Regions from separate parts of the Homo sapiens genome. Here region 2 is linked to region 1. Evidence: chromatin loops called from intact Hi-C (ENCODE). Cell type or tissue: MCF 10A. All regions are shown on one strand.

What was found. Hi-C counts contacts between places; a loop is a spot of excess contacts. Peaks named below come from ENCODE experiments on the same cell type or tissue, not always from the same donor. Only the 100,000 strongest peaks of a DNase experiment are listed, where the experiment ranks them.
Region 2: a loop joins it to region 1, with 15 times the contacts of the local background. A loop is called at or near these places in 3 of 110 quality-filtered maps.

The regions. Positions count from the first base shown.
Region 1 is chr9:80,281,437-80,289,436 of GRCh38, forward strand. No RefSeq gene overlaps it. Among named protein-coding and RNA genes, the nearest start is that of LINC01507, 460 kb to the left of the region's middle. In MCF 10A, no CTCF peak of the experiment used is centred here; a DNase peak (open chromatin) is centred at 4,085.
Region 2 is chr9:80,504,604-80,512,603 of GRCh38, forward strand. No RefSeq gene overlaps it. Among named protein-coding and RNA genes, the nearest start is that of LINC01507, 680 kb to the left of the region's middle. In MCF 10A, a CTCF peak has its summit at 4,961 (motif pointing left); no DNase peak of the experiment used is centred here.

The DNA.
Region 1 (8,000 bases):
AATTTGCCTCTCTTCACCTTCCTTTTTGAAAGCTACCATAGGATACATCTCAGCAAAACAAGGGAGGAAACAAAAAACAAGAACATGAGAGCCAACAAAATGAGGATCCAAAAAATAAGCAATGGAGCTCCAGTCTGACTACTGTACAGGATGCCAGATACCTAGGAAGGAGTCAGTGAGCAAGAGGATGGAGAGCCACAGTGCGAAGGTCTTCCTACAACAATCATGCACACAAGGAATTCTGTCTGGTCAAGTGGATAATTTGCTAATAGGCAAATTGATAAATTTACCAAATTTATTGAAAGATCTGTTGGAACATTCTTAAAAAATTAATGACTCCAAAGAAAACTGGGAAAATAATGGAAAAAAGGCAATTCTTAATTGCTTTTCTTATATGTGGAGAAAATGTAAGCAAGAAGGAATTCAGTCATTCCAAGTTATATTAAATAGTATAAACCCTGACTTTCATTTAAAAAATAACATTATAACTACATTGAGAGGATGCGGTGAAGGAAACTGTGTGTGTGTGTGTGTGTGTATGTGTGTGTGTGTGTACATGTACACGTGCATGTGTGTGTCTGAGGCACGGTGGATTTAATTACTGTAATAAAAATAAACTAATATCTAAAATTGATGATGGAAGAAATAGTAATTATTAGCCAATAATAATAGCCAATTAGCCAATTATTTTAAAATATTGAGATAGATATAAAAATAAACAGCAAAAAGAATTAAAACATTTTTGGGGAGGAGGAGTTTGATGAACAGAAAAAAAGTAGGGGGGTACTATTTATGTTATAAACTTTTAGAAAATACATGGAAATTATGCGCATGATTGCTGTAATATAAAATAAAAAATAAATTTAAAAATAAACATAAACTACTCCCAGGAGTAATATTTTTATCTACTAATATAAATGTAGATCATGTTTATGCTACGCCTGATTTTGAGAAAAAATACGTTTCATGTGCTTAAGAAAATGATGCTGCTTCATATTTTTATTTTTTGTAAATGAAATTTTAAAAGTAGAAGAATTTTGTTGTATCACAATAAAGTGGGTAAAGAATTTGGTACAGGGTTTGAATGTATGCCACCCATCCAGATTATCCATCTGTAATCTGGTTATACATTGTCCAGATTTTAAAGAATTTGCTGAACATATTAGTTGAATTTGTAAATGATCTTAACTAAACATTATGTATTTTAATTTATAACAAACCAGCCCTGAAAGTATCTGTGTGTCTGTGTGTGTGTGTGTGTGTGTGTGTGTGTAAGTGAGCACATATGCACACACCATATATAACGGGGGAGTGAGGAGAGGCTGACTGTGACAAGCCACATAACTTTCCTGTATTCCAAGGACTGCTACTGATGCTTTTGATCACTAGGGCTTATGGATGGACTGTGTTCCACTCCATAGCATTGTTTACTTTGGGGCAATGCATTATCAGAGGAAACTGTTTCTTTGTATTATTACATTTGTGCAGTGGCTCTTCTCTTTCAAGGTTTTACCAATTACACTGACAGCATTTCTGCATCATTTCTATTTTCTTTCTCTTTGTTCTCACTCCAAGTGGTTCATGGCTGGCTTCGGTCAATCCAGCCTATTTCTGACCTGTCATTCAGAGTAGCAGCCACGCGGGAGAGGACCTGCACATCAGTACACAAAGAGCCTAATTTAAATCCTGTCTATCCTGATTCAGGGGTCCACTTTGAATTCACCTCTTAATCATGACACAGAGCACTTCATCTACCTCACAAGATTTCTTCTTAATTCTTTTGTTAAGTGCCTTTAGTTACTTTGTGTTCCTAGTCTTGTTTGTTTGAATACGATTTGACCTTGCAATTATTTTTTTTTTCTTTTAGTGCATCACATGCTACAGCACCAAGAAAATGGCTGCTGAGTGTCTAGTGCTCCGGAAACATTTAGAGGTCAATGCCTCTCTAAAATACAGCACCCATTACATTGACTTGCAAGATAGATGAGCTATGAAAACAAAGTATATTCACAAATGGTCTCTGTGGGGATAGCTTATTTTATGCTATGGGAAAGGAGGGTACTGGAATGTTGAAGATGACTATATAATGGGTACGCAGTTCCCTTTGGAGTTGAGGAGAAATGTGGAATCAGTTAACAGTTCATTAATATGCTTAGAAAATGCCAATATCAGCTTTAATTAAAAACTAGACAACCAGCTTATTTAAAAAAAAAAAAAACAACCTAGTCACAGTAATAGCAAGTTTCTTTGTTTTGCCTACTACAAGCTCCAAGTCCTTGCTGACTGATTGGATAGTAACACTTACCAATATTAACGTAGTTCAATCCAATTTACTAAATAATGGTGTGTCAGTTAATTCTGCCAACTAATACACTTGCTATAAAAATTGGACTACAATTCAGATACTATCTTGGAGGAGTCATAGCCTGGCAAAAGTAATAAAAATATTACTGACATATGTGACATGCAGGACAAGAAACTCTGAGTCCCAGAGGAACATCTTTCTCTACTTGGAGTTAATATGCTTTCAGATGTGTATGAAAAAGTTTTTATTTTGAAATCTTTTAAAATATCTTTTCCATTGCATCTCTTTTCTCCATTTTTTAGTGACTTGGGATTGCAGAATTATTTAGCTTGCTGAGTCAGTGGAAATGGGCATACTAATTCGTTTTTGTAAATGAATTTTCTGCATTCAAGCCTGCTGGGTCAAGGTGCTGGGTCTCCCCTCAGGAGTTTCCTACAATCCATATGCACTGAGCTTCACTCTCTAATCATGAATGTTCCCCTATCCTGTTCTTCCAGAGTTGGCATTGCTCAGAAAAGCACCATTGCTTTATATTTTCTTCTTGAGCATCAGAATTGGCAAGAGTAGCCTCTAATGCAATTGTTAGTCCCTGAGTGCCAATGGGTAAACCTCTCCAAAGCCTTTTAAATTAATCGAGAAGACAAAATGCTAGTAAGTCAATATTCTGAACAAGCAAGGGAAATTTGTATACTAAGCATCCTTCAATCTGCAAAACTGGGTCTAACAAGTAGAACATTAGCAGGAAATGTGGCTTGGTTTGAAGGTAATATTGGATGACATGGTTGGTATGACCAAGTCACAATGAAATATAATCAAAAGAAAGTTGTTGAAAATTGTTTCTCTACTTCACTTTGGTGGAACACCATTGTACAGAGCACATTCAAAATTAAGAACCTTGTGTGTATTTAGCTTAATTAAATATTTAATCAAATGTCATCTACCTATTATTTCCACTCTACAATTTTCCATAACACCTGGAAGAGTTAGCTAATTTTTAACATTTCTGTTGACTTTCTCAAAATTGAACATTATTGTTTTATGCTTCTATCTCTGGTTGTCACAGAATGTCTCCCTCTCTCATCACCTTCAGCTTTGTAGGAAAATCCAACTGGAATTAGTAATCACTCACAGCATTTAAAAACTCGGCTGACCTGAATGAGATGCTCAGGAAATATCCAAGTTGAAAAATAAAATTGCTATGCATTGTTGTGATTTTCACATATTTCCACTTCACTCCTGGCAACTATTTCTCATTCTTAATCAGAAGGAAAATGTGAGCAGATATGTAAGACAGTGGAACAGGGACCAGGCACTAGGTAGAGGCCATTTAATTAAAAAGCGTAAAATAAATAGACTGTAAAATTCAGCTAGTCTTGTACAAAAACAGTCTGCTTGGCAGAACTCAGTGATGATTTAGATTAACATGTAAATTTCTGGAAAAGAGAAATCAGCTATGGGTCTTATTAGCTTTGTTTTTACTTTTAATATTTTTAGGTTCTACATTACAGGTTAAGTAAAATTTTTTAAAAGGAGGAAAGGAAGAAAGAGAGAACAGTAAGAAATAAGTCAGTCATATGAGTGAATTATGGCAGATTGCAATCAAAGAATCTTATTCTGGTTGGCTTGTCTAGTATTAAATAGATAACAGCATATTTTTCCATAATATGTCAAATTGCTTCAATAGTGATTAGGACTACGAAATGTCTGGGCTGTGGCTTCAAAATAGTTTGAGTCAGATTTATAATAACAAAGAAGCAATGTCCTGGAGAGGAATTTTGTTGTTTGCTAGGGGGCACTGTGAGGCTGTCTTTGCCTTGTTTGCTCTTTTGAGTTGTTAGTGGTTGGTCCATTTTAATTATCTGTGTTTCTGTGAAAGATGAAGTATTACATTGTTAATTACGGAGTTTTCAGCTTCATAATGGATTTTGTCTAACTACTTTTGACTCTGCATGTTGCCTGTGCCCTTCACATTCTAGGTTTTCTGGAGGGATTTGGGTAAATTGGAAACAATAGATTATCATGGAAGTGTAATGTAGAAAATAACTAAATCCTGCCTCCACAATGAAGAATATACTTAGTTTTCCCCTAAAATAGCTAGGCCTAAGAACAGCACAACATTTGGAGTTGAGTCTTTGAATCTTGGCATTTCTATATTGTGAAGTATCCCTTCTGTTTGAAGTAAATGAGGGAATTTCTAAAGCAAGGTGCTGTCCTCCCCTATTACCAGCAGGGCCTGGTTCACCTGTGATCACAGTATGATTAAATAATAATTTTAAAAAGCTCTGGGGACAGGACAGTCCCATCAGTCTTGGTTCAGAGGTTTTAATTTTCTAGGGGGAAAAGAAGGTAGTTCTAAAGCCACTGCTGCTTGCACATCAGAACAGCAAAATCAAGTCAATTTCAGCTTCCTCTGATGCCATTTGTACATAGTAGAGTTCTCTTGACTAAATTGCATTTGATATTTTCATGGTCCAGGTAAAGCCACTCAACAGTTAAATTATTTCATCCAAATTCTCAGAAATTAAGAGAACAACTTTCACTGTAAATGTTCCAACAACAAATAGAGAACATTCACAAAGTCAACAGAAAGATGGAGAGCTCCCAGCTTGACTATCTGTAATGATTTCAGACATATATCACCTCATTTCAAGCTATGGAGGGATAAATTAGTAGTCTGCTTGCAGGTTAAAGCAGCAGTTAATAGATTTTGCAAGGGGAAGGGTCATCCAGATGGCGTATATTGCTAAGAATTAGAGCAATCCTTCTCAAACCTTTAACCTTAAACCCACTTCATTTCCAGGTAGCCTAATTCTTAGGGTAGCCACTCAGTGATGACCAATAGACATGTCTACAAGGCGTGGTAGAGGCTGATTCAGATTAAGATTTGAGTGGGTAATTGTTACCAACTCAGTATACCCATTTCTTACTTCTTACTAACATAATCCTAATTTAATTGAATGTGTCAATTGCCCAGCTAAAAGTCTATTTCTTTTTCTTTCTTTCTTTCTTTTTAAACGGAGTTCTGCTCTTGTTACCCAGGCTGGAGTGCAATGGCATCTCGGCTCACTGCAACCTCCGCCTCCTGAGTTCGAGCGATTCTCCTGCCTCAGCCTCCTGAGTAGCTGGGATTACAGGAACCCGCCACTACACCCAGCTAACTGTTGTATTTTTAGTAGAGACAGGGTTTCACCATGCTGGACAGGTTGGTCTCAAACTCCTGACCTCAGGTGATTCACCTGCCTCAGCCTCCCAAAGTGCTGGGATTACAGGCGTGAGCCACTGTGCCCGGCCCTAAAAGTCTGTTTCTACAACTTTCCTTGGATCTAAGTTTTCCCGTGTGAAACAATTCTGACCAATAGATTTAAGAGAAAGTTTTTCATTAATGCTTCCAAGAAATCATCTAAAATGGGCCAAATTTGGATAGATTGTTTCTTAGCTTTTTGTCTTTTCCAGTCTCCCCTATTTCTGGAACATAGAATGACTGATGAAGAATTTTGTGACAGTGAGGTTACAAGCATATGGGTGGGATGGCTAAGCACTGTGATAGAAAGAGTCATGTTCTTGGTGATATCGTAGTCTCATGCCAGCACTACGCTACCTAACCCACTCTAGACTTCTCATCACGTGATAGTAAAACCCTTGCCCCTGCCTTACATGAACCACTGATATTTTATTTTTCCTTTACTGCAGTTGAATTAAATTCTTATCTGATATACACGTTATAGTAAAGATATAAGCAATTGACACAACAAAGAGTAAACAAATTTGTTAAAAGTGTTTAAAATTTTTTTGTTATTTTCTTTTGAAAATTTAAATATTTTATATTTTATACAACTTTTTTATAAAACATATTTTAGGCAAAATTCATGATGATCCAGGAAGTGCTTTGGCCACTGGCTTCTCATAACACATCATGCCACTGTTATCTTCTGTATGGGAAATACAACATTGGAACAAAGTCCAGGAAACATGCCACAACACACATCCTCTGACAATGCTAGGAGTAGGTTGAAACTTTAGTTTTCTCATCTGTAAAGTGTGAACAAAATACTAAGAACTTCTCATTGTAGTGAGAAATAAATAAGATAAAGCTAACTTACCTAACACCATGCCTTACATATAGTAGACACCCAACTCTTTATAAAAAAAAACATATATTTCATATATAAATTTGCATGCCATTATATTGCATATAAAACATTACAAATATAGACTTTATTACAGAAGATAGCATCATATTCCACATTCATATATATGATGTATACTAAAATATTCTTTTTGATATTTATGAACAATAGACTACTTTTTGTCAGGCACTGTCCTGTAAGTAAGTAAATGCAGTGATGAACAAGATGAATCTGGCCTCTGTCTTAAGAAAGTTACAGTCCTTCCTGCTACAGAGAAGATATCCTTGAATGTGTAATATTGTAAGAGTGCTTATCAAAGGATTTGAGTTAAAATGAGAATTGATTCTCATAAATGGAGAAAAATTGGAAAAGGCAATTTGTATAATTATTTTACAAAGGGTCAGTTGCCAATAATTCCAAGATCTATCCCCATTCTTCACCACGTCTATCATAACACAGATAATAGCAGAGATGATAATCTGCCTGTGAATTGTGTCTAAGGTAGGTCTCCAGCATGCCTTGGGGACATCACCACAAGACAGCTGTCCTAAGAAGTGGGCCTCCTGGACATGAAATTATTTATAGTCCAGAAACTCTATGTCGAAAGCACTCATGTCATCTGAACAGTGTGGCCACAGCTTTCAAAAATTTCCCAAGTTTTTCTTAAAAATAAAAATAGGGTCTTACAAAGAGGAGACATGGAATTAATGATTAATATAGTCATCAAATATTTTCCAGCTCTCTGCCTTCCAAGCATATGTAGGGTTGCATTCTCTGGCACTCTTGTGTCTGAAGGTTCTATGTAGTTAGTTTGGGCCAATGAGTTATGCCTGGAAATGATATAGGTCACCTCCAGGCTATGGTATTTAGTAGCTAATATGAGACACTGAAAAGCTCTTTTTTCTCTAGCACTATGGCCTTTGATGTTCAGGAGGAAGGCTTTCTCCATCAGCCGGAATTTCTGAGTGACAGTGATGAACAGAGTGCCCCTGCCTATCCATGAATGGACAAGTAACATAAGCAAGAAAAAAACTTTGTAGATTGAGGCTATGTGGTTTCCATAGTTATTTGTGAATGTAGCATTACTTACATTTATCTTATCTAATAATGGTCATTCGATCCAGAACAACCTTGAATTTCCATTGTTCCCACCCTCCATATTCAAATCTTCCTCAAATTATGATAATACATTTTTAATCTGCCCTCTGCCTAGTCCAGGTGGTCAGCATCTCTTCCCTGGCTCTTTGCTAATCTTCAGATAAAGTCGTCTTTCTTCCCTCTTTTGACTCTCTAAGTTACTTGCCATTTAGCAACAAAAGTGATTTTTTTAAAAAAATAAAACTAATCAGTCGCTCCCACTGTAGTTGGCGTAAAATCAGAATTATTTTAAAAAGTCTAGAAGGTCATTAAGACTCACTCTGTACAACTGTCCCCCTAACTTTACTGTGGTTTTTGATCATTTCATTCATTAAAAACATATTTTTCTTTTTTCTTGACTTAGCGCCATTGCTTAAAATCTTTTACCTTCTTGAATTTTCTTCTCTGCTGTTTAATTGTTAGCCTCTTCT
Region 2 (8,000 bases), 220 kb after region 1:
TCTAATTCCTGAGAAGGAAGGGCCAAAAGAACGGAGAGAAAACAGAAACAGTTATTTGATGGATGTTATACATTTAGGTTCTGTAATTACATGGGAAGTTGATTTATCACGGTGTCCTTGCATCAGTGAAACGTCAGAGGCGAGACACATGTGTGGCCTCATCAGAGGAGAAATTGTTTTTAGGAAGCTCTGGCTTTGCAATCTGGAAACGACAAGAATAACATGAGGTTAACGTTATAACTTTCTGAGAACTTTCAAAGCAATTAATGCATGAAATTAGACATGTAAAGAAGTGGAGAAAGGGAGAAATTCAAGTACGATAAGCAAAACTGGCAACTTGGAGAATCAAAATAATCTGTAAGTGTTTCTGAGACTGTTTTTGCTTAACTCAGAGGCCAAACATTCTTGCTAACTCAGAGGCCAAACATTCTTGCTTTCACTCTACTAATACACAGTAGGCTTTCTCATCTGGCATATGTTCACTCCATGTACCACAGATAAAGATTCTTAAAATGTTTCATGATTTTTCTTGTCCTTCACAAGATGTTAATGCCTGGACTCTCTTGCTTTTAATTATTGTTCATATTAGAAAATTAAAATATTTATCAAGACCTATACAATCAAGTTAAGCCAAGTTGTCTGTGTAAACAAAGCTTTAACAAACAAATCGTCTTTAGACAAAAATATCTTGAAAAATATACAAACAACTTTGAAAGTAAACAAGTAGCCTCAACTAATATTAAAAACCTCCATTTCTTTGCTTGAAAAATACAAATAGAAAACACATACATACACTTATATACACATGCTTATGCACCCATGTGGATACACACAGAGATGTGATAAGTGTTTAGATAGAGCTGAATATCAAAGGCTACAGATTGACCTCTGTCTCCCTCTGCTCCCCTTGCATTATTCTCAGGCTGAATACTGCATTATTTTGATGGCTTATGGACATTTTAATCAGTGTCAGATCATTCAGCCAATGATATAGGCATGGAGGACGTAGTCATAGTGTCTTATTTTCATTAGGAATCTAATGATTTTGAGCGCATGATGTTTCAAATCTCAATGAGAATGATGATAAGCTAAGGGCTACTTCTATGTTTTTTTGCATCAGAATGAAAATGCCCTGGGAAATAACGTAATATCCACCTTTGATGACTTCATTACAGTTGATTCTAAAGCCATAGTTAAGTAATAATGATTGGGTCATATATTATTAGTAGTAGTAGCAGTATTATGATTGTCCCCCTAAAAGCATTTTTCAAAGGCCAGAGAACAATGACTGTCAAGTTAGCCAAAATTCATTCAAGTTGATTTCATTTGAGGATTACCAGCAAAGTAAATTTTGAAACCTTTGCTATTAATTGATAAAACTTAATTCTAATGAGCAAGGAGTAGCACCTAGCCTCAGCTAATTACACAAGGCTTTTTACAGTGGTGTGCTAATGCCAGTTCACAGCAGCTCCCTTGAAAAAGCAATTGCTAAAGTTTTCATAAATTTTGAGAAACAGTTCTTTTAAAATTTAAATTATATAAACTTACAAGCAAATAAGTTATATTAAAACAATAAATTCTCAAAATGTATTGCTTACTAATTCACTACATTTTACTATTGTCTGTGCTTTTGGGGTCATCTCTATCTGCACACATAATTTATGTTTACATCTGAATGGAGGAAATATTATGTAATATGCTGCATAACATCTCCTCCCAGCTCTGTATTCAGTGAAGTCCCATTAGTATGTTGAAGGTGGCCATGGTGGTATTTACATTAAGGAAAGGACAATGGCACCAATCACGGTTTTTTACTTTTTATATTCTTTTGGAGGTCAAGCTATTAAACATTTATCACATCACTTATTTGAGTGTCTCTAATATACATATAGACCCTTCTTCTTTTTAATATTCTTGTCTATTTGGGGCTTTTAACTTGTGGAAGTTAAATTGTTCACTTTGTATTTATTTATCCTTGTTTTCTAACTCTGTCTTTTCTCTAATACCTGACTGCAGTGTTATAGGAGAAATAATGAAGTGTGGGATAATAGAATAGCATGTCTACCCTAGATGAGGCAGTGAGAAGTTTTGCCCGTTCAAGTCATTTTCCACCTCTCTTCTGTTTGCAGTGCCCAGAGGTTGTTGCAAATGAAAGTTATGTTTTCACTGTTGGAAAACTGGTTGACAAAATCACTTCAGGCCCCCGCTGTTTGCAATACACACTCTGACAAATATGCTGGTTAAGAAAAGAATTATTTCCAACTTACTCCCTTTGGCAGGTAAAAACAAAGACGAAAGTTGGCGTCTAACTACATATGTGTTTCTATGTTTTGTTTGTTTGCTTGTTGTGGTAATGTGAAACTAGAAGTTGATTCATTTGCATTTCCTTTAGATCTCAATAGAAGGCATCTGAATAAATTATTTGATAAAATAAATCAAATAATACATAAAATATGGCACTCTGGGCCATGGATACATCCTCTTCCCCTTGTCAAACTTGCAAAACACCTACAACTGTTGTTAGTAGCCAATAAAAAAAAAACTGGCTGATTTTGACAGGAAAAAACAGTTAAAAATGACTGAATTGCTCTCAGAATCACCAGGAGGGTTGGAGGACTCGCCACAGGGATACAAAGCCAGGAAAAGAAATATACCTGAACATACTCCATGTGCACAACCAAATGCTATTTGCTATTGGTTTTTTTGTTGACACCTTGAGCATTAAACACTGGATGTTATGCTTAGTACCACTATCATCATCCTTATTAACCACCACCATGACTAGAACAATCCATTGTGTTCCTTGTTTCTTTTCCCTGTTGGATCCTGGTTACAAATTTGGAAATGTGCATTTAATTGATACAACTTAACAAATGCCCAATTTCAGTCATGAAGGAGGCTAGAAAATGTGGTATTTGGCCTTCTCAGCATCTATAGAGGGATATCTTCATAATATGCGAAGTTACTCCAGCATAGATAAACAGCAGAGATACTGAGTTGTCAAAAAATTTGCAATCGTCCACAGCATTCTCTTAATTCTTCTGCTACATGGAGAAGCTCAGATCATTTCAATCCCATCTTTTTTATACCTGCTGTTTTGTTCCCTGCTATATGGCATATGGTGGAAACCAATTCCAAGAGCCCTGGAGACATTGCACCTGCACGTCCTGCACCTAAGTGATGTTTTTACTCTTGAGAAGAAAGAGCAATGTTCTAGCATGCACAGAACATATGCTAATCAGCTGCACTCTTCAGGCACAAATGAGGATAATGTGTTCATTGTTTAGACACTGGAATTGTTCATTACAAAATGACACAGTGTTTGCCAATTTTGTCTTCATTATAAATGTAAATATTAACTGGCGATATGCAAAAGAATACAAAAAGTCAACAGCAATTAATTGGCTTCTGTAGTAATTAGCAACTGTAAGGCAAACACTTAGGAGCCGTTGTAATTGTCTGCATTAGGAATACACCTCCTGTACAGATCTAATTAGCAATTTAAATAGTTCAGAAATTATATGCCTCTTGCCTTTACACTCCCTGAAGTACTGTTTGTTCATTAATGGGGGAAAAAATTGCTAGTAAATGTCATTTGCATTGTCTTGCGTTAAGGGCTCTACATCAAAGCCTCTGTTACTGCCTCATACTGAATAATTCTAAGCCGTGGCTCATGGACCAATACAGCTGTAATTAGGCAATGACGCCTTTGTAAACATGAGGCACGAAACTGATGGGAGCTTATTTTGCTGTGAGATATTTCCTCCATGATTTATGCTCTAAATAATAGGAACTATAATAGGGCCATAGCTAAAACAAGAGATTGAAACTGAGAAATATTGACTCTTTGTGGGCCATTGAAGTGGTTGTAAAAAGTAATATCTAAAAGACTCTTCAGAAAGCTTTAGTTGGTTATGTGATTTTAGCAATGAAGTTGATCCAGATACTGCTAACTGGAGAGACTGTCTTGGTCAAAATTGTGGTCTAAAGATTATGCTATTGGCTGATGGCAAAGTGGGTTTTTATGAAATTTGTGTTATGTAGTGAGAATTACATATAACACAGGTCCACAATGAAAGTCTAGTATCTAACTCAGGGGTATTAAATTGCAGAGATGCCTCAGTCAAACCTGAGATCTCTGGTTACCAAAATTTTGATTTGTGCCATTCACATGGTTCCAAGTGAATTCACATAGTTCTGTTGTGGAAGTTGTAAAACAGTAAAAAATAAAATGTCTGGTTGAGACCTTGGAATTGCAGAGATTGATTTTAGATTCAATTAAAAACTCTTAAAATTGTTTAATCAATTACTTGGAATAATTAAAACATGAATGATTATTAAAATTTAACTGGGGATAATGAACAGATCTGAAGTTGGTTTCAAAACAGAAGATAGGAATAAGACTGATGATCTTATAAAAAATAAATGCCTTATAAAAGCCACAGTGTGACATGCTTGACAAAAGAAGATAATAAAGTTTTGAGGTATATTAATAGGAATATAGTATACATAAAAAGTTGGATAATAGTCTCATGAATTTGTCATTGGCTAGATTGTACATTGTAATCAAGTCTGGGTGCCATATATTAACAAGGACAGAAACTAATTGAAACATGTCAAAGAAGGTCAAGCAGAACATAGCATCTGAAGACATGTCTCATGTAAAATGGTTGACATTTGTGATGCCATGTGTGAAAAATAACACTTTGATATCTACAGGGCTTCTATATAGAATGGTCATAGAATTTTTCTGCATGGCCTCACAAGATAGACCTGAGATTAATACAGAAATATCATTTGATGATTTTAGCTTAATATATAAAGAAAAATTTAAACAATTAGAGTTGTTAGACAGTAAGAATGAGTTGCCTTTTAGATTGTATTCCCCTCGTCCCCTGCTGTAACTATTTGTTAGTAAAATTTTGCACTGTTACAACCATTACTTACAATGGTCTCCAACTATGATAAAGAAAATGTAGGAGGAATACTCATTGCCACCTATTGGTAAAAACAGAGAACTAAAAAGAATTGATTTTTTTTTTTAATTCTGAAGTCAGAATTTATAAGCAAACAGGTAATATTTAGTGCTTATTTTGATAGCTATAAATTAAAATCTGTGAATGGGAGATGTGTTTATATTGCACAAGTGACATTTGGATAGAAAGGTCCCTACTTTAAAAATGAAATAAATGTAAATATAAAGACAGGATAACTGTTATATTTAAAAGAATATGATCAACTGCAACAAAGACCAAAAATGTTAGTAACATATACATCGATCTTTAAGATATAAAACAGTATAAATGGTTATATCATGTCTGTGTACTGTGTAAGATTTTTCATTGTTTATTTGTAACATCATAAAAGCACAATATTTTTAAGCTAAAATATTTAGGAACCATCAAAAGATTTTATGAGATGAGTAATGATAGCACTAAAATTTAATTTCATATTATATAGTCGTTTTGTGATATATTAAAACAAATTAGTTTTGTGCTTATAATTAAATACAAAATATAAGATTTGCTTGTTGTGATTATTAGATGCGAGTAGAGATGATCTCTGGGAATTTAGCTATGGGACATATTAAATTATGGTATTAATGGACTATTCTATATCAAAAACACAATGGAAATATACAAACCTCTTCATAAATATATCTTTCATTTTTTTCTCTTATCAACAATTTAGCAAGCACTTGCTATGTGACAGGAACTTGCTAGGAATGGATAATATAGCAGGCAGTAGATTAAGGTCTAGATCCTGTCTCTTGAGGCTTGCAGTCTAATAAGGAGGTGAGATAGGTGTGAATATTAAACCTGGACAATAAACATAGAAACTGAATCATTTCAAATAAATGCAAATGTTATTTAAGTAGGGTCATTTAGATAGAGAGTAATAGAGCTGAAAATTTTTGGATTGGGTGGTCTAGGAAAGCCTTTTGTTCAAAGATAGTATTTGACAAAAGTTGTGTTGAGGAGAAGCCAGCTGTTCAAAAAATCTGGGAGAAGACCATCCCATTCAGAGTAACGAACTGATATGTAGGCTTTATGTTGACAATAAGCTCCTGTTCAAACAATTGGGAAGAAAAAGAGAAATATGTATGTGCCCAGAATATGAAGTGGATGGAAGAAGAATTTGGGGAGATAGGCAGTGTAAAGTCTTGTAAAATCTTGTGGGTCAGGCTTAAGAACTTGTGTTTCATTCTAAGGACAATGGGAATTCATTGGTGAATCTTAAACTAGATTAAGAATGAGCCAAATTTGTCACCAACCTGCTTTCATAATAAAGTTATATCAAAATGAAGTTACACATATCTGTTTACATTCATCTATTGTCTATGGCTGCTTTCATCCTAGTTGGGCACAGTTGAGTACTTGCAACAAAGACCAGATGGCCTATACAGCTTAAAGTGTTTAACTATTTGGTCCTTTGCAAAAAAAAGTATGCCCACTTCTGAGCTCAAGAGTGATATCTTTTGTACATTTGGGAGTCATATGGTCTGTGCAGAAGGTCTATAGGGGGATATAAAATGATGTCAGGAGGTTATTAGTAGTCTCTAGGACAGTATTGTATTTTCGACCAGGCTAGAAATAGTGATAACGGGAGAGATGAAGTTATGTGAGAAATGTTAAGGAGATAGGGCTGAAGATACTTTATAATGGTTTGCATACATAGGTAAAAATAGGAGAGAAAACATAAACAACTCCCAGATTTGGGGCTTGAATACCTGCATGGAGGTTGATTTATTATATAAATTATCAATAATTTATAAAACCCTTAGGAATAAGAATTACACTCTATGGGTATGCAAAAAAATGTAGGAAAATAGTTTTTGCATCATAATTAATGATAGACAGAAGGGTAGATAGACACACACATTACACACACATATATATTTATATATATATATATTTGTAGTTAAAAGTATATGATGTTGGAGTTAGATAACACCTGTTAAGCCAAATATTAGCTGAAGGATCTTGCAATAGCTACTTACCATCTCTGAGATGTTTTTAAAAATTAATATACAAAATTAATAATAATAATAATTATAGAGACATAAGATTGTTTTTATAGCTTTATTCTTTATTTTTTAAATAAGATATATATCATAAAATATACTACTTTAACCATTTTAAGTATACAGTTCAGTGGCATTAAATACATCTACATTGTTGTACAATCATCACAACTAGTGAATTCTTATAATTTTATGTAGCCTCAGCCTCCATTTTGAGTATAAGCTTGACTTTTTATCACATCAGAAGCAGGGCTTTGTCACCGTTGACACAAGTCCCAATCTCTGCCTCCTCTAGTTCCTCAGGTGCTTGACCTGGAGATCTACTTTATGAATCTGTCTCCTGGTGACAACCTTCCTCCTTGTATCAAGCAGCTAGATGCAATCTAGTTGACTTGCTCTGCTGACCCCAGCACTCCACGTGGACGGCATAGATTTACAGCAGTGACCACCTTTCAGTCACTGTGTGACTATAGGAAACTCGTGCCTACTTTTTGTAAACCCACCGATTCCAACTGCCTGCAGAAAACCTGCTTGGGTAACTTTATTGGGACCCCAATAAAGACTTTGGCAAACAGGTCTCTCTCTCTCTGCCTCCCTCCCTCCCTCCCTCCCTCCCTCTCTCTCTCTCTCTCTGTCTCTCTCCGCCTCTCCCTCTCTCTCTCCCTCTCTCTCTCTCTCCCTCTTTCTCTCTCCCTCTCCCCACCCACTGATCACATATGCAAGTCCCAGATGCTTTCCCCCTTCCCATTGGCCCTGTGAGGCATGTTGCTCTCTTACCTCTGGGATCTGTAAGTGATACTCTGCTTCTGTTATCCCAAATGTTTTGTTTTGTTTTGTTTCATTTTATTTTGTTTGTTTTGTTGTCTCCGATGATACCCAAACCTAACTTCTGTTCTGATCAGCGTTCTCCTATACAGTGGCTGTCTTGGTAGGAATAAACTGGGCATAGGTCACACAAGAGCCACAAGGGTATCTG